Regions from separate parts of the Mus musculus genome. Here region 2 is linked to region 1. The links are chromatin loops, found by intact Hi-C in ENCODE. Cell type or tissue: heart. All regions are shown on one strand.

What was found. Hi-C counts contacts between places; a loop is a spot of excess contacts. Peaks named below come from ENCODE experiments on the same cell type or tissue, not always from the same donor. Only the 100,000 strongest peaks of a DNase experiment are listed, where the experiment ranks them.
Region 2: a loop joins it to region 1, with 4 times the contacts of the local background. A loop is called at or near these places in 4 of 42 quality-filtered maps.

Annotation. Positions count from the first base shown.
Region 1 is chr16:44,135,867-44,143,866 of GRCm38, forward strand. Atp6v1a (ATPase, H+ transporting, lysosomal V1 subunit A) reads right to left here and starts at 3,393. Exons shown (of 15, transcript NM_007508.6): 1 at 3,096-3,393. Naa50 (N(alpha)-acetyltransferase 50, NatE catalytic subunit) reads left to right here and starts at 3,925. Exons shown (of 5, transcript NM_001347239.1): 1 at 3,925-4,245. The coding sequence starts at 4,238. In heart, CTCF peaks have their summits at 4,815 (motif pointing right) and 5,691; DNase peaks (open chromatin) are centred at 3,145, 3,455, 3,955 and 4,765; H3K4me3 peaks cover 3,988 bases; H3K27ac peaks cover 3,248 bases.
Region 2 is chr16:44,343,465-44,351,464 of GRCm38, forward strand. Spice1 (spindle and centriole associated protein 1) reads left to right here and starts at 3,937. Exons shown (of 18, transcript NM_144550.4): 1 at 3,937-4,042. In heart, a CTCF peak has its summit at 4,274; DNase peaks (open chromatin) are centred at 3,957 and 4,167; H3K4me3 peaks cover 1,931 bases; H3K27ac peaks cover 1,650 bases.

The sequences.
Region 1 (8,000 bases):
GTTCTTTAACTGCAGGGAGGTTTACTAAGGAATACCCGAGCTACCAAACATAGGGTATATGTATAAATAAAGAAATACAAAATATCGGGTAGTAGCCTGAAGGACTGATTGGCTACCAAAGGGGAAGGATACATTTTCACGGATGATGATACCCTGAGAGAGTGCAACTAAGGGAGACCGCAGAGTAAGACATAAAGGGTGTTGGGAGCCCAACTCTTAAATTCTCGCTTTTGTCCCTCCCTCCCTGTCTGTCTGTCTCTCCCCATCTCCATATTCCCCCTCCCCTATGAAACAAGGTCTCACTGTGTAGCCCTGGCTGACCTAGAACCCACTTTGTAGACCAGGTTGACCTTCAACTAAAAGAGCTCTGCCAGACCCAGTGGGGAGATTAAAGGAGTGAGCCATCATACCTACAACCACACAGAAATCTCATTAACTAATATAGTATCAGAAACCCCTCCAGTGCTCAAACCATCTGTGTGTATAGATTGACAAATTCTTCTTTAATAGTTAATCTCTTTAGCTGTTTGGTCACTAATTCCTGCTACTGATCTTCCCGATTCATTAGAAGTTTAAGTTACTGAGTTCCCTAAAATGGAGCAATTAACTGTGAAGTAAAACTGCAGACTCATTGAGCCTCTTTCTTATGAACTTCTTTCTCCTCCACAAATTCTCAGTGCTTTCAAACTGGTTTCCTCTAGCCCAGTTTGGCGCACCTGCACAGAACTGGTCTGGACTTTTAAAACACTTAGGAATTCTGTTTATTTGGTGGAATGTCACATGGGCGTGAAAGCAGAGCCAAATTTTTTTCTCTCCGGAGAGATCAGAGAACCTCACTTTAGAGAAAAACGATGGATAAAATTATATTTCAAGCTGAGGAGATGACTCAGTCGTGAAACTGCATGTTTCGCAAGTATGAAAATCTGAGTTCAGCTACCCAGTGCTCTGTAGAAGTGTAGTACTGTCCCTTTAACCTGGGTGCTCAGGGCAAAAGACAGAAGGATCCCTGGGGTTTAATGGACAGCTAGGCTCCCAGAATCAGTGAGTCCAGGTTCAGTGAGAGAACCTACCTCAAAAGAAGGGGGGTTGAGGTGAGGAGAGCAACAGAGGAAGGCACCTCTGGCCTCTAAGTGCAGGAACACAGACACAAACAAAAAGGTTTGTGTCAACAAGTGAATGGTTCAACCAACTGTGGTGCCATCCATACCACAGAATAATGATTAGCAATGAAAAGAATGAACTCTTTAAGAATCTATATTTATGCTTGTTATATAAACAGATCAATTCCTATTGTCTAGTCTGGATCACAAGCACAAACGGTAATGTGGGCAATGCAAAATCACTTGGGCAATATTGTAGTAAAAAGTATCAAATAGGCCAGTCTTTCTTTTTTGTTTTTTGTTTGTTTGTTTGTTTTGGTTTTTTGAGACAGGGTTTCTCTATATAGCTCTGGCTGTCCAGAAACTCACTTTGTAGACCAGGCTGGCCTCGAACTCAGAAATCCGCCTGCCTCTGCCTCCCGAGTGCTGGGATTAAAGGCATGCACCACTACGACTGGCTTAGGCCAGTCTTTTTATCTTGTTAAATCGTTATGAGTTTAAGGTTTTAGCTTTTAGCTCTCAAAAATAAGAAAATCTGGAAAGGGGGGGGGGGGAGCACCAATCAATGTAAGATAATCATTCCATCTTTTTCCTATTTTTTTTTCTTTCTAGTATGAGGGTTGGACCCAGTACACCAAGCTTACATGGAAGCAAGAACCATATCCCCGAGCCCCCAGCAGAGTTTAAAACAGATTCCTCAATTACATTGCAGAGAACTAAGATTTAACTGAAAATCTTATTTCCCCTAAGAAAATGTATCATTTGGGTTATAAAAGTCAAATCTGTGATTTTGTAAGGCCTTCGGCTTCAAAACAAGGAACGTTCTAAGTTTGTAGCACAAATAAAAGAGTTTAGCCCCAAACTGAAGAACATTCCTTCAGTCAAGTACATTGTTTGAGGTTTAAACATTGGCTACTACGGTGCACATAAAATGGAGTACAAAGGGTTGGGTAACCCTAGGCAAAACCATTTCTGTATTTTCACAAAATATTATGCACTCTCAAGTCTGAGAAGGGTCACTTGAATTTTTTAACAAATGCAAAAGCGAATTAAGAGCACAAGCATTACTTCACAAATTTTAAACTGACTGGGAAGGGCAATTATGTAGGACTTAAAAGAAATGTCAAAAAGGAATGACCCACAGGCAGAAAACATGAAGTCAGTAATGTCTAGACTCGATCTTCTAGTCTTTAAACTATACACACATGGATTTGGATTAATGATGTTTTCAGCCTGATCAGTTTCCGTAAAATTACTTCCCCTTCGGGAAAACCTCGTCACTTTCCCATAAGCTAGTCTGGGTCTCCAGCCCAACAAGGCAACACCACCTTTCATCACCTTCCCAACCAACCGAGACTGTCGCATTACCAACACCCTGTTCTGAGGAGAGTACAACCACCTTCTCTCCGAAAAAAAAGGTGTAAGGCCCGCTCTTACCCTTCCAGTCTCATCTGAAGACTCCCTGAACCTCTGCAAGGATGTCGGCAAACCCTTAGGATCACTGAGAACGCACATTTGTGGGGAAAGCCCTTCAGTGTGACTCTGCAGTGAGGGCCATCTCAGTGACATCCCCTCCCAAGCCTGTCTCACCGGAGACGCCTCTGCCTCCCGGGGTTTTCCTACCATCCGGATCACCCGGGCCATGGCCTTTCCCAAGGAAGGAGTTTAGGGGAATGGGATCCGTCGGTTGTTGCAGACCCCCAAGAAATAGCTAACACAATCCTACCACCTGAATCAGCCCCAAAGGCTCCAAATAGGGAACCATAATGGCCGTACTCGCTCTCAACCCAGGGAAAAGGTGGGCATCATAATCCCTAGTCAATGGACCACGGTGATGGTGAAGGGCCAGGGGTCTAGCAGAAATGAGCTCCTCGCCCGTGCAGGAGGACAACGGAAAGGGAGCCCCAAGCATCCGCAGGCCGCGATTCACACACCCTATCTGCTCTCACCCTGTCAATCGTCCCCACCAGCCACGAGTTACCTGTCGCACCTCACCTGCCCGGGCTCGAAATGCAGAAAGTGTACCTAGACGGGACCCAGAGGCTCTGTCACTGAGAGAGGGGAAGTCTTCAGCTGCAGGAGGCGGGCCAGTCCTAGCTAGTCATGTGTCCTCAAGCCCCACCCCGCTTCCCCTCGCCCGTCACGCCGCGTCTCGCAGGCTTAAATCTTTGCGGACCGCCTTGGATGTGAATGGTTCCGCGACTTCAGAAAAGCGTTAGTTTCTTTTTCTTTTCTTTTTCTTTTTTTTTTTACAATGACGGGGGTTACAGAAACTACAGTACAGAAGACGAGGATGGCAAGGGTTAAAGTGCATTGCTAAGGAAGTGACGCTAAGTCACGCTCTAGGGACCGGAAATGGCCATGAGTCCCGCCTCTAAGGCCCCAGTAAAATCCTGGGCTGGAAGACGTTAAGCCTATCACGTGATTTAAAAAAAAAAAAACCCTGTGAGGTTTGCCTGCTGGAGGATCGCCAAGTTATCCGGACCCATCACTACCTTTTGAATTTAAAACACATTTACTGCAAGTTCCCATGGGCTTTCTTACATTGAGAAGAATCCGTTTTACAAAACCCTATTAGTCGGCCAGAGGGTTTGAAGGTCACTGGAGGGCTAGAAAGGAATCGGGGTGGGGGGCGGGAAAGGCTGATCCTGCTGGCTTGAAAGCGAGAGAAGGGTGGAAAGATCCGGATTTTGCCGCCGGAGCCTACCAAGCCAGATCCCCTAGAGAGTGTCGCAAAGGGTGGGAGGAGCTAGCGGGCCGTAGGCCCGGCCCCTGGAGAGCGGGGGGCGGGGAATCCTGGCGGCGCGGAGCACTGCGCCTGCGCGCGACGCGGCGGCCGCGCCGGCGCGTTGAGGGGCGGGGTGAAAGGTCACAGCGCGGCGGCGGGTCTGGCTGGCGGCAGCTGCGGGCGGGAGCCGAGTGTCCCGAGTGCACGTGTGGAGGAGCGGCGGCGGCGGCAGCGCGGCGGCAGATTTCCCCGCGTCTCCCGGAGCCTCAGGGCCTGGCTTGGCTTCTCAGCCAAAAGACCGGCGTGTGGGGTTGAGTGGTCTGAGCTCAGGGCGCGGGCGGAGAGCTCCGGGCGACGAGGACGACGGCGTTGGCGGCGGCTGTAACGACGGCCTCAGCAGACGGGGAAGATGAAAGGGTGAGGAAGGGCAGCTGGCGGGGGTGTGGGGGGGACCCCGGCGGCCGGGGCCCAGGAGAGGGGCGTGGGTCGATGGACAGGGAGAGCGCTGCGGGGAAGAGACGCGCGCGAAGCCCGGGCGGAGGGTCATGGCCGGGCTTCCCCGGTCCCGCGGCTCCCGGAGGGGGGCGGAGGCTAGGCCGGCTGTTGGCGGGCTGAAGGGCCGACGGAGGCAAGGGCGCGAGTCCACGGTTTCACGTGTGTGCACCGCCTGAGATCACGGGGAGGAGGAATGAGGCGCCCGGGGGCCTCTTCCCGGGAGCGCACCACCGAGCCACCTGAAGGTGCTCCTCCAGATCCGGGAACGGCGCTGTGGCCGCGGGCTTTGACACGTTGCGGGTTTTCTTAAGACTTGTGGGCCGTGCAGAACCTTCTGGAGGGAAAAGGAATTGGAATAAAGAGCACGGGGGATGAGTGCTAGGAGCTAGTGACTCAACGGACTTGGGTTGGGTCAGAGCGAGTGGAGGAAGGCGGGCGGTCGGGAGGGGAGGGGGAATAAACTGGAGCGGTGTAGACTTTGGGGTGCCAAAATGTTTAAGGAAGTAGCCATGGATCAGTAGGTGGAGCTATTGCTTCAGTGGTGTGTGTGTGTGTGTGTGTGTGTGTGTTGCCCCCCCCCTCCAGTGCAAGGAGGAGAGCTGCTGCTTTTGCTCTTCGTTAGCAAAGTTGAGGTTTAATCTTGCAAATCTTCCGTAACATTAGAAGTTATTTTGGTTTAACTGTTCCCGTTTGATAGGAAGTATTTCCTTTCCATTGATTTATATACTGTTACAGTATTTAGCGTCGCGAGTTTTGGAGGTTGCCTTTACTTACAGTCATTAGAAGAAAAAAAAAGAAAGCTTAAACATATTAAACGGTCTTTTCTTTCTAAGTCAGCTGAAAATTATAACTACAGTTTCAGTTAGTTGTTTATTCAACATCGTTTTATGGAGAGCGAAGTAAGTCGTTTCTCCAAACAAGCTTGTTCTGTGTAAAATGAAGGTCCCATACCTCTGAAATGATTCTGAGAAAGTTTTGATTTTAAATCTAAATAGAAAACATTTTTTCTAAACTCTGGTTTGCTTTAAATGTTAGTTTTTCATTCGGTGTTTTTTGGGTTTTATTTTTGGCATTTTTGGGGGGATGTTTGCTCCACCTGAGCCATGATCCAGGATGCTTGGTAATTTTTAAAAATATGATCCAGTTATTTTTAGGAAGTTTTATTTTTCTAGTAGAGTACGACTTTGATGCTGTCATTTTTTTCTACTCATTGCTACACACTCAGAACATACTTGTCATGTTCTGTTATAGTAAAAGCAATGAAGATAACAAGACTAAGAAATTATTCTGGATGTTTAGGTTAAAAATATTGGGTCTAGTTCAATTTCAAGTGTAGGATTAGTCTTTCTGATACTTGACAATAGAAATGGAACCACACCGTGGTGCTGTTGGCAGTCTATTGGAACTTTTATCTAGTATACTCTTGAAGCAATTCTACTTTATTAACTAACTGGAGTTCTTGGAATTGAAGCAAAGTATTCGGTGCTCTGCAAGTACTCTGCCACTGAGCTACGTCCCCAGCACTTTATTTTGAGGTAGAGTCTCACTAAGTTGCTCAGGCTGACGCTGAACTTGGCAACAATCTTCTTGCCTCCCTCAGCCCTTTGAGTTGCTAGTATTACGGGCTTGAGCCACCAGCACCAGCTGGCTCTTTGTATTTAAATAGATATTTAAGTGTAACACGATGGAGGCAGATGCCTAGAAATGCGTTACTGGGCAAACTTGGAATTGTTGAATCCATATTTTAGGCCAGTAGTTAGGCTCAAAATTAAGACTCCTTAAGTAAATTGTTTTATTTTTTTAGGGTTGAGGGCTTAGAATTGGGTTCTGGACTAAACAACTTTTAAGATGATTTCACAGGTATATTTGATTTTTCCCTAACTAACTCCCAATAAGCACGGGACTTAAAATTTTCCTTTCCTTCCTTTTAAGATACTAAAATGAGATCAGGGTATAGTGCAGTTTTACTTTGTTGTTTTGTTTTATTAAGATGTTAATGTCCTTGAGATACAGAACTTGTATAAATGTCTTCTGTATTCAGTCTCCAGACTCTTCATTGGAAAGACTCTATTCCATGAATTTTCTTTGAAGTTTTATTTGCTAAAGTTTTATTGTATATTGAGCTTACCAAACATAGTTAAATAGATGAATCTGAAGTTTAGAAAACTGAAACACCCCCTCCTATGATTTAAATTTTGGGCATTGAAACTTTTTAAGCTTACTTTTAAAAATGTTTTTATTTCATATTTTTTACTTTAGTATTCTTATTAGTAATAGCAACAGGATATCCAGTTGTAAATCATGTATTTTCCTTATCTCCATAGTAGATAATTTTGCAATTAATAACTACTGTATTTTTATGTGCATATCTAGAAAAACGAGAACTACATTATTAGACTATTTGCTCTTTCCAGTGAGGTCTTTTTTTTTTTTTTTATGGACCAAAGACTTGGCTTGAATTTGTGGTTGGTAAGCTGATTTCTTCCCCCCCCCCCCCCCCCCCCCCCCCCGGCAGGGTTTCTCTGTGTAGCCCTGGCTGTCCTGGAACTCACTCTGTAGACCAGGCTAGCCTCAAACTCAGAAATCCACCTGCCTCTGCCTCCCAAATGCTGGGATTAAAGGCGTACGCCACCAAAGCCTAGCTGATTACTTTTTATCTGTTACTCCTCTCTGGGGGTGATGATATTCAGTATGCCACAGACAGCAATGACTGGCCCTGTAATTCGTTGTCAGTGTTATAGAAAATACAACTAAATGCACTTATCCTTCAATTATAATAAAGAGGTACAAATTAGTTTTAATAAAAATGCCTTTAAATAAAATATGAATGCTAAGTGGACCAAAGTAAAGATGAAAAGGTAGGTAGGAATAATATAAATACAGAGCAAAATAAAATGCTGTTGAAACTTGGCCAACTGGGGAACATAAGATTCTATAGTTATAAATGAAGCTTTGTTGATAAATACAAAATAGTCGTTATGTATACTGGGAACAAGCCCAGGAAGTCTTCTGTGTCTTTATCTAGGTGTTTGTTACATAGAAAATAGAGAACAACATTTGTATCTGTGTCTCTTCTCAATCAGGGTGGGGCCCCAAACCTTCAGATCCATCCTTTGCCCTTACTGTTTGCTACTGAGCCTGGATACAAAGTATATCTTGTATACCATTAAAACTTTTTGAAGAAACTGAATAGCAGCAGGTCATATTTTGCTTTTTGTGTAAACCAGAAATTTGTTGTCTGTTGATTGAGATAGCAATCTATTTTTTTTTCCCTCCCTGATATGCGGTTTCTCTGTGTAGCCTTGGCTGTCCTGGAACTCACTCTGTAGACTAGGCTGGCCTTGAACTCAGAAATCTACCTGCTCCTGCCTCCCAAGTGCTGAGATTATTAAAAGTGTGTGCCACCACTGCCCAGCCAGATAACCAAATTTTAGCAAATACCTTATGATGCCTCCTTTGCTGTGTTGAGAGTTTTGAAATATACAATCATGATTTTTTTTAAGTGTATCTTCTAATTGAAGAGGTATCCACTTTGGTGAGTGCGGGGTTGTTACTATAGTGATTTCTTCTTTCCTAAAATGGTGGACAACTTTTAATAAAGCTGCAGCTAATCAATCAATGAATAAATGAATAGGGGTTTCTGTGAGTATCAGTATGAAATTCAGTTGGTAATATGC
Region 2 (8,000 bases), 210 kb after region 1:
TTTGGGGATTCTCTGGTTAGGTGTTGGCACTGGGGAGCTGAAGAGGGATTGAATGGATAGTGGGTGTCCTGTGGTTTGGGAGCATATTAGGACAAGCCAAAAAAAAAAAAGGTAAAAAAATAGCTTTCTTGAGGTACAAAAGGTACAAATGACATATGTCAATTTCCACAAGTTTAATGTTTTTAAAAACAACACCTGTTTTGCGTGCACGCACACACACACACACACACACACACACACACACACACAATCTGTGAAGCCACCAGGACAGGATCATATCCATCCTTTTCCAGAGATTCCTTCGTCCTCGTCTAACTGGCTCCGTCCTATCCCAAGAGCCCACTCACCTACTGCCACTCTTTATTGGTTTTCATTTTCCCCAAGTTTTATATAAATGGAACCATAGAATATATGTTATTTGGTTTCTTCCATTCAGCACAGTAACTATGATATACATAAAGGCTTCTGTAGCAATAGTTTGTTATTATTCCTGACTGTGCAGTGTTTCCGTGTGTAGATATGTAACAATGTGTTTTCCCATTTATCTGTTGATGAGTGTTTATCTGAGATAACAGCTTTTGGCTATTACAAACAAAGCTGCTGCAGGCTTGCATGTATAAGTCTTTGTAGGACCATATTTTCCTTCCTCTTTGATAAAGATCCAGAATTGGGATGACTGTATCACACAGTGGGCTCCAGACACCTTGAGATATCTTTATATATATGAAAATATAAGTCCTTAATTGAAATACTTGTATTAGTCTATGGGCTTTTTGACTTGTTAACAGGAAGTGTGAGAAAAAATTCAATTTTAATGAATTCCAGTTTATCTTATATTTATGGATTATGTTTGCCCAACCCACATAGGTTCTTCAATATTTTCTGCTTTTGTCCATTTGCACACGTGGAAGCTAGAGGTCAATGTCAAGCAAATTAATTCACAAATTTCAATGTTATATTTTGACACTGGACTCAATCCAACTAGACTGGCTAGCCGATGAACTCCAGGGTCCATGGGTCTTTGCCTCCCAGCACCAGGCTTATGGTCCAGTTTCTTTTGCCTTTACTTCTGTAAAAACACCCTGGTCAAAAGTAACACAGAGGAGGGAAAGGTTTACTTGGCTTAAAATTCCAGATTACAGTTCATCATTGGAGAACTCAAGGCAGGAATTCAGGGCAAGAACTTGAAGGCTGACATATTTGCTATTCCACACAGTAGAACCTCAGACCTTGGAACTCACTTGTCCAGCCAAAGGGCACAGCAGAAACAGAGAATACTGCAGGCTAGCTGGCTTATCCTCATCTATCCTTAAAAAAAAAAAAAAAAAAAAAAATACAGGGATGAACTGCCACCCAGAGTGGGCTGGGCTCTTCTACTTCAATCAAAAATCAAGGTAATTCCCCACAGACTGTCAAGAGGCTAATCTGATATAGGTGATTTCTAAACTGAGGCTCTCTTCTCAGGTTGGCATTTAAAATTAACCACCACAGATTACAAATGTACACCACCATGCCTGGCCTGGGGATGGAACCCGGGTTTTCCATTTTAGGCAGGAGGTACTTTTCAAGCTGAGCTATATCCCCAGTCCTGTATTCCTTTTTTGATTAATTTATTGAATGTGATCAGTATACTGTTTAGATCCATTATTTTGCATATGGAAATATAACTATTCCAGCAAGATTCTTTTTTTTTTTTTTTTTTTTTTTTTTTTTGGTTTTTCGAGACAGGGTTTCTCTGTATAGCCCTGGCTGTCCTGGAACTCACTTTGTAGACTAGGCCGGCCTCGAACTCAGAAATCTGCCTGCCTCTGCCTCCCGAGTGCTGGGATTAAAGGCGTGTGCCACCACGCCCAGCTAAGATTCATTTTTTAAAGCTACCATTTCTCCACTAAACTACCTTTATGAAACATTAGTTTTCTACACTTGTATGAGTTTACTTTGAGTTTTGCTTTACTTCATTGATATATTTGAATGACTGTTTTCTTAGTCAGGGTTTGTATTCCTGCATCATGGCCAAGAAGCAAGTTGGGGAGGAAAGGGTTTATTAAGCTCACACTTCCACATTGCTGTTCATCATCAAAGGAAGTTAGGACTGGATCAGGAAGCAGGAGCTGATGCAGAGGCCATGGAGAGATGCTACTGGCTTGCCTCCCCTGGCTAGCTCACCTTGCTTTCTTATAGAACCCAAGACTACCAGCCCAGGGATGGCACCACCCACAACGGGCCCTCCCACCCTTGATCACTAACTGAGAAAATGCCTTACAGCTGGATCTCATGGAGACATTTCCTCAAAGGAGGCTCCTTTCTCTGTGATAACTCCAGCTTGAGTCAAGTTGACACACAAACCCAGACAGTATAACTGTCGATCCATATCATGACATTATGATTGCTATAATCTTCATAATAAGTTTTAAAATCAGTCATGTTTAGAAATCAAATTTTGTTCTTTTGATTTTGGCTATTGTAGGTCTTTCACAAGAATTTCAGAATCAGTTTGCTAATTATTTTTCTAAAGAAAATGCATTTTAATAGGTATGAAATACATAAAATAAACAAGATATATATATATATATATATATATATATATATATATATATATATGGAAAAGAATAAAACAAGGAAGCAAGTGGAACAACATATATTATTGTCCTACTGTCTAGTTTGTTTCTAAAGAGAAATTGTTATATACCCTTTTTATGTTCTTGTGCACATATGTTTTTAGATTTTTTTTCTTTATCACTAGTTTTGATTGATTTGATTATTATGTACTTTGTAGTTTTCTTGTGTGTGTGCATGCGCACACATGTTTCATTGGGTTTTGGAAGTTGAAGGAAAAGATGAACTCTGTGGGTAAATATGTTGATAGAAGGCAGAAACAGTGATGGAAGCGGATTTAAGTTTTCTGAAATTAATTCAGTGTTAAAAACGAAATGAGAAGCAAGTCCATAGACTGGCATGAGGTTAGAGGAGATAAATAAGAAAGTATACTACTGTTATCTAGGGGAGTGAGAGAATTAACGGAGCAGAGACCTAACAGGATGCTCCATCAACTTTAGGTAGGGGCTTACCTAAAGTTGGGGGGCATGAGTCAGCATGGACAAGCACTTAGGAGAGCCAGTGCTGGTTACTTGGCAAGTGACTACAGCAAGTTGGAGAGGAAGGGGTGATGACGATTACATAGACAACACGTCCACATTGGATCAGAGTGGAAAGTCTCAGAAGGCAGTTCATTGCACCTGGATGACACTGAATATACACCTGTTGATCCGTGTGTAGCTTTCCCCTTAACAATTGAAGGTCAGGGGTTTCCAAGGAACTTATCAAGGGTAAGACATTCATTGTAAAGTCCTTAACATGATTTATGAAGTTATGCACATCCTGCCTCCACCCAAGCACAATCACCAAGTTTTCTCAACTTCTATTCCTCCATTGCAGTTTGACGTACATCCTTGCACAGGCAATTCCCTCTGTAGAAATGCTCTTTCTTTTTAAATAATCTACTCCTCCTTTCATTTCAGCTTTCCTGCGATATTGAAATATTCCCATAAGGTCACTATCTAGTTTGTACAGTTCCTTCTTAGCATGTATACAGTTTTCACCTTATACATTTCGGTCGTCAATAGCTTGCTGCTATGGGGTTGTAAACTTGCTGAGAGCAGGGTCAGTTTTAGTTCCCGGTGAACCTAGCGCGTTTGGCTCCACTGGGAGGTAGCAAGACATATTTCTAAGCAAACGATCAAAAGTTAAGGCAAGGAAGTGCGGTATGTGGAGGTTGGTGTGCAAGTTTCTTTTGGAGACTTCTAGAGGCTTATGACAGGCGCGCCATTTGGCCCTTTGGGTGAGAACTGCAGAGCCCCACGCCAGTACCGCCTCTGGGTCGCCTCGGAGGAGCTCGCCGGATGTACGCAAAGGCGTGGGGGCGGAGCTCTGGTAACCCAGGCAACGGCCCGGAAGCCACTTTCCGCGTTCCCCCGTGGCGGGCTCTGTGGTTCTGGAGGCTGAACTTTTAGTCGGGGCGGAGGCACAGTCGGCCAGCGGCAAGGCAGGTTGGGGTGAAGCGGGGGCATAGGGCGAGGAGAAGCGGCCGGCGTCTCCGCCTGGGTCTCGGCGCCCGGGTGGGCGTGCGCACCCCAGGGCCGGCCGCTCGCCTCGCAGAGCCTGAGAGTGCGGTTCCGGGGAGCGCCTGGATCCCCCGCGGGACAGCGGGCCCCGCGCACGCGCGCCGCGTTCCCGCACCCTGCTGGCGGGAGAAATCCCGAGGCCGGCGGGTGATGCAGTTGTTTACTGTCCCGCTAGGGAGTGGCAGAGTATCGGGTGTTGGGACAGGGCGCGTCCTTTAAGTTGAGCGTTTAGGTGAGGGTTTCTAAGGAAGGGGCCGTTTGAAAGTTTGGGACAGGCTTGAGCTTGGGAGTCAAAAATAGGAAATTGTTCCAGACAGTGCATGGCACTGCTTGTGAAGGTCACAGCTGGGTCTCAGTATGGGTGGGAGGGAAAACTGGGGCCGCACGAAGAGCAGCTCTTGAAGTTGGATTTTTCTCTACAGTGGGCTCCATTAAAATCTTACGAGGGAGTAAAACGTTGAGATCCCTGTATCCCTGTATCCGGGTAAGATTGATGGCAGGGACAGTGTTCTGGTTGTCCCCCAGTTTGTTTTCATACTAGTTAAGGTAAATCTGGTAGAATTCCACCATCCCTCCTTAAGAGCAGGCAAGGGCTTCCAGTGGTCTTTTGTATAGCCCTCAAATTGCAGGGGCCCTCAGTTAGCTTTTAGACTGTTATTGTTCAGACTGAAACAAATTCTGTAAATGTTCCACACACACACACACACACACACACACACACACACACACACACCCACTTGCAGAGAACATTTTCTTTCTGATTTTCTCCCCCCATCCCCCTTTCTTTTTTTGTTTTTTTCAAGACAGGGTTTCCCTGTGTAGCCCTGGCTGTCCTGGAGTTCACTCTGTCGACCAGGTTGTCCTCGAACTCAGAAATCTGCTTGCCCCAGCCTCCCAAGTGCTGAGATTTAAGGCTTGGGCCACCACTGCCCAGCATTCTGATTTTCTTTTATTTACTCTTTATTTTCAGCCCGACTTTGTGGAGGGAATTAAGGAGAGGAGGCAGCTTTTCTTCATGTGTATTGAAGATTAGGAACTTCCTTGACACAAAGAATTAACTTTCAGGCTTGCCTTTTGTAAGAAGTTGTTTAGTTATGATCTTTTGAGAAACGTACCTCTGAGAGGGCACAGGCTACTTCTCTGTTTTGTTTTATTTGGTGCCTAGCAAGCACGTTGAAAGTTACTTGATAACGTGGAGTGGATGGATGAATGGGAAGAAAACCTTACAGGAAAATTAATAACAGGCTGTTCAGAATTGTTCCTAGTAGAAATGGAAAAGAACGGACAGATGGGCGGGATATTTCAAGGAAGGATTTATAGATTGTGTTACATAGCAGACAAAGAGACAGTTAGGAACCAGAGGCGATGCTTACGCTTAAGCCAGAGCAACAAGAAGGATGGCAATTCTCTAAGTTTAGTAACTGAGTCAAACAGTTAGGTATCTAGATCTAGAGGATTGGGAGGGCTGTGCCAAACGAGCTGCATCTTACTATACTCTGAGGTGTATGGAAGGGCAGTGAATGCACAGCAAAGGACGCTTGATGTTTTAGGGACAGTTAGGAAACATTCATTAGAAACTGTCTAGTTATGGTCCTTTAGTTATGTGTCTGTGTGCCCGGTATAGGAATAGCTTTGCTGAGAGGTTTCTGAGAATCACTAAGGGGGCTGTTGGACCTCACGATGGTCCAGAAAGCAAGCTCAGTGGAAGTTGGCATATGACTAGACTCATTTGCAGTTTACTGCCATTGCTCACATCCAGTGCGTGGGGGTGTGGTAGGGTTCCCCAGTATTGGGTGAAGGGACACGTGTAAGAGGAGGACAGGACAGGGATAGACCGAGATGAGGGCCCTTGGCTACGTTTTCCAAGGAAAGAGTCCAGCGTAGTCTGAAGAGGAAAGAGTAGTGAAATAGCAGGAAAAAGGGTGTTGTGGAAGCCGCGGAAGAGGAAAGTGCCTGAGAAGTAAGGAAGGGTTTGCACTCTTAGCGTTAGGAAGCAGTTAACGTTCCTCATTTTCTCCACACTGGCCCCACTTCTGCAGGGTGCTGCGATTTATTGACTGCCCTTAAAATACCTCTAGTCTCTGTTATGCCTCAAACAAACAGTGCTCATTTCCCTCAGTTCCCCACAACTGCCTTTGAGAGGTAAACAGGCACATGGACCTTTAACCCCTTTTAGCTACTTGTAAGTTTTTGTATGCGTCAGATTCATGACTGTTTCCAGGGTTGAGGCTGGTAGAGTTTTAACTTATGAAAAAAAATGTAATATTTTAAATATAATTTGAAATAAAAATTCCCTCCCTTTTGAAGAGTTGCTTGTTTTTACCCAGCAAAGTTGATCCGTTGTTTGTGGTTTCCTAGCGTATACTTTATAGTCAGGACACTGAGTGTCAGTTCCTTCCTCTCCTCATTGTTATCTGTGTCACTGTGAGCAGTGTGATTCTGTCCTCATTTGAGAAAAGAGGTAAAAATTGTCACTGATGTCATCAACACTTAAATAGGACTTAGTATGTGTCAGGCAGGGGTTCCAAGCAGCTTACCTATTTAATTAGCTTCATTTTAGGGTTATCAACAGAGCGAATCCATAGACTTTGGTTCCAGGCTGTATTCTTAGCCACTGTGCTGTGCTATCTCTTAAGACAGTGTATGTCTCACGGAATTGTGGGATTAGTGCTAAGGCTCTTCATTATCAATGCATATATATTAACATCAGGTAGTTTATACATGCAGTTCTTGTTTTTTGCTTTTTTACATTTAACTTTTTCTCACAGGTGCATATGGTGTGTGTGTGTAGGTCAGAGGTTGATATTGGGTGTCTTGGTTGGTTCTTCTCTATCTTATAAACTGTAGTAGGGTACCTCCCTTGAATCTAGAACTTGCTAATTTGGCTAATGTAGCTAGCCAATTTAGGGATTGCCTATCTCTTCTCCTGAGCCCTGAGGTTACAGGGCTGCCCTGCCTCCTGGTTCTCATAGTTAATATACTCAAACTTCATTCACATTGTAGCATGTGTCAGTACTTTATATCTTATTGCCAAATAACATCCCAGTTGTATAGATATGTCACATATTTATGTAGTCATCAATTAATGGGCATTTTGAGATGTTTCCACTTTTGTCTATTAACTATAATATTATTGTGGACATTCACTTACAGGGTTTTCTTTGGACTAATGTCTTTAATTCTCTTTAATGGTTATGTAGGAGAATTTCTGAGTCACATGGTAATGTTGTTTAAATTTTTGAATAACTTCCCACTGGTCTTCCAAAGCGCCTATGTAAATTTACATTCCAATCAAATATATGAAGGTTCCAGTTTCTTCAAACTTGTGCCAATACTTTTTTTTTTTTTTTATTAAAGTCACCCTTGACTGGTTTTGACTGGCATTTAATTATGTTGGTCACTTTTTAAAAAAGGTTTATCTTGTTTTATATTGTATGAATGCTTTGCCTGTATGTATGTGTACCGTGTGCTGCCTGGTGCCTTTGGTGGATAGAAGAGGTTGTCAGATCTCCTGGAACCGGAGTTACGGATGGTTGTAAAACAACATGTAGGTTGTGGGAATTGAACTCAGGTTCTCAGGAAGAACAGCAAGGGTTCTTAACCACTGAGCCATCTCACCAGTCCCCATATTGACAATCTCTTCTTTTTATGTGCTTATTTACCATCTGCAGTATCTTATTTGGAGATACCTATTCAAGACCTATGCCCACTTAAATTTGGTTGTTTGACTAGTCCAGTTATGAGAATTTTTTATGTATATTCTAGATACCGGGTAAGTGATTTGCAAATAACTTTTGCCACTGCATTAGGTATCTTTTCACTTTTTTTGATTATACCTTTGAGTACAATATTTAAAATTTTTGATGAACCCAACTGTCC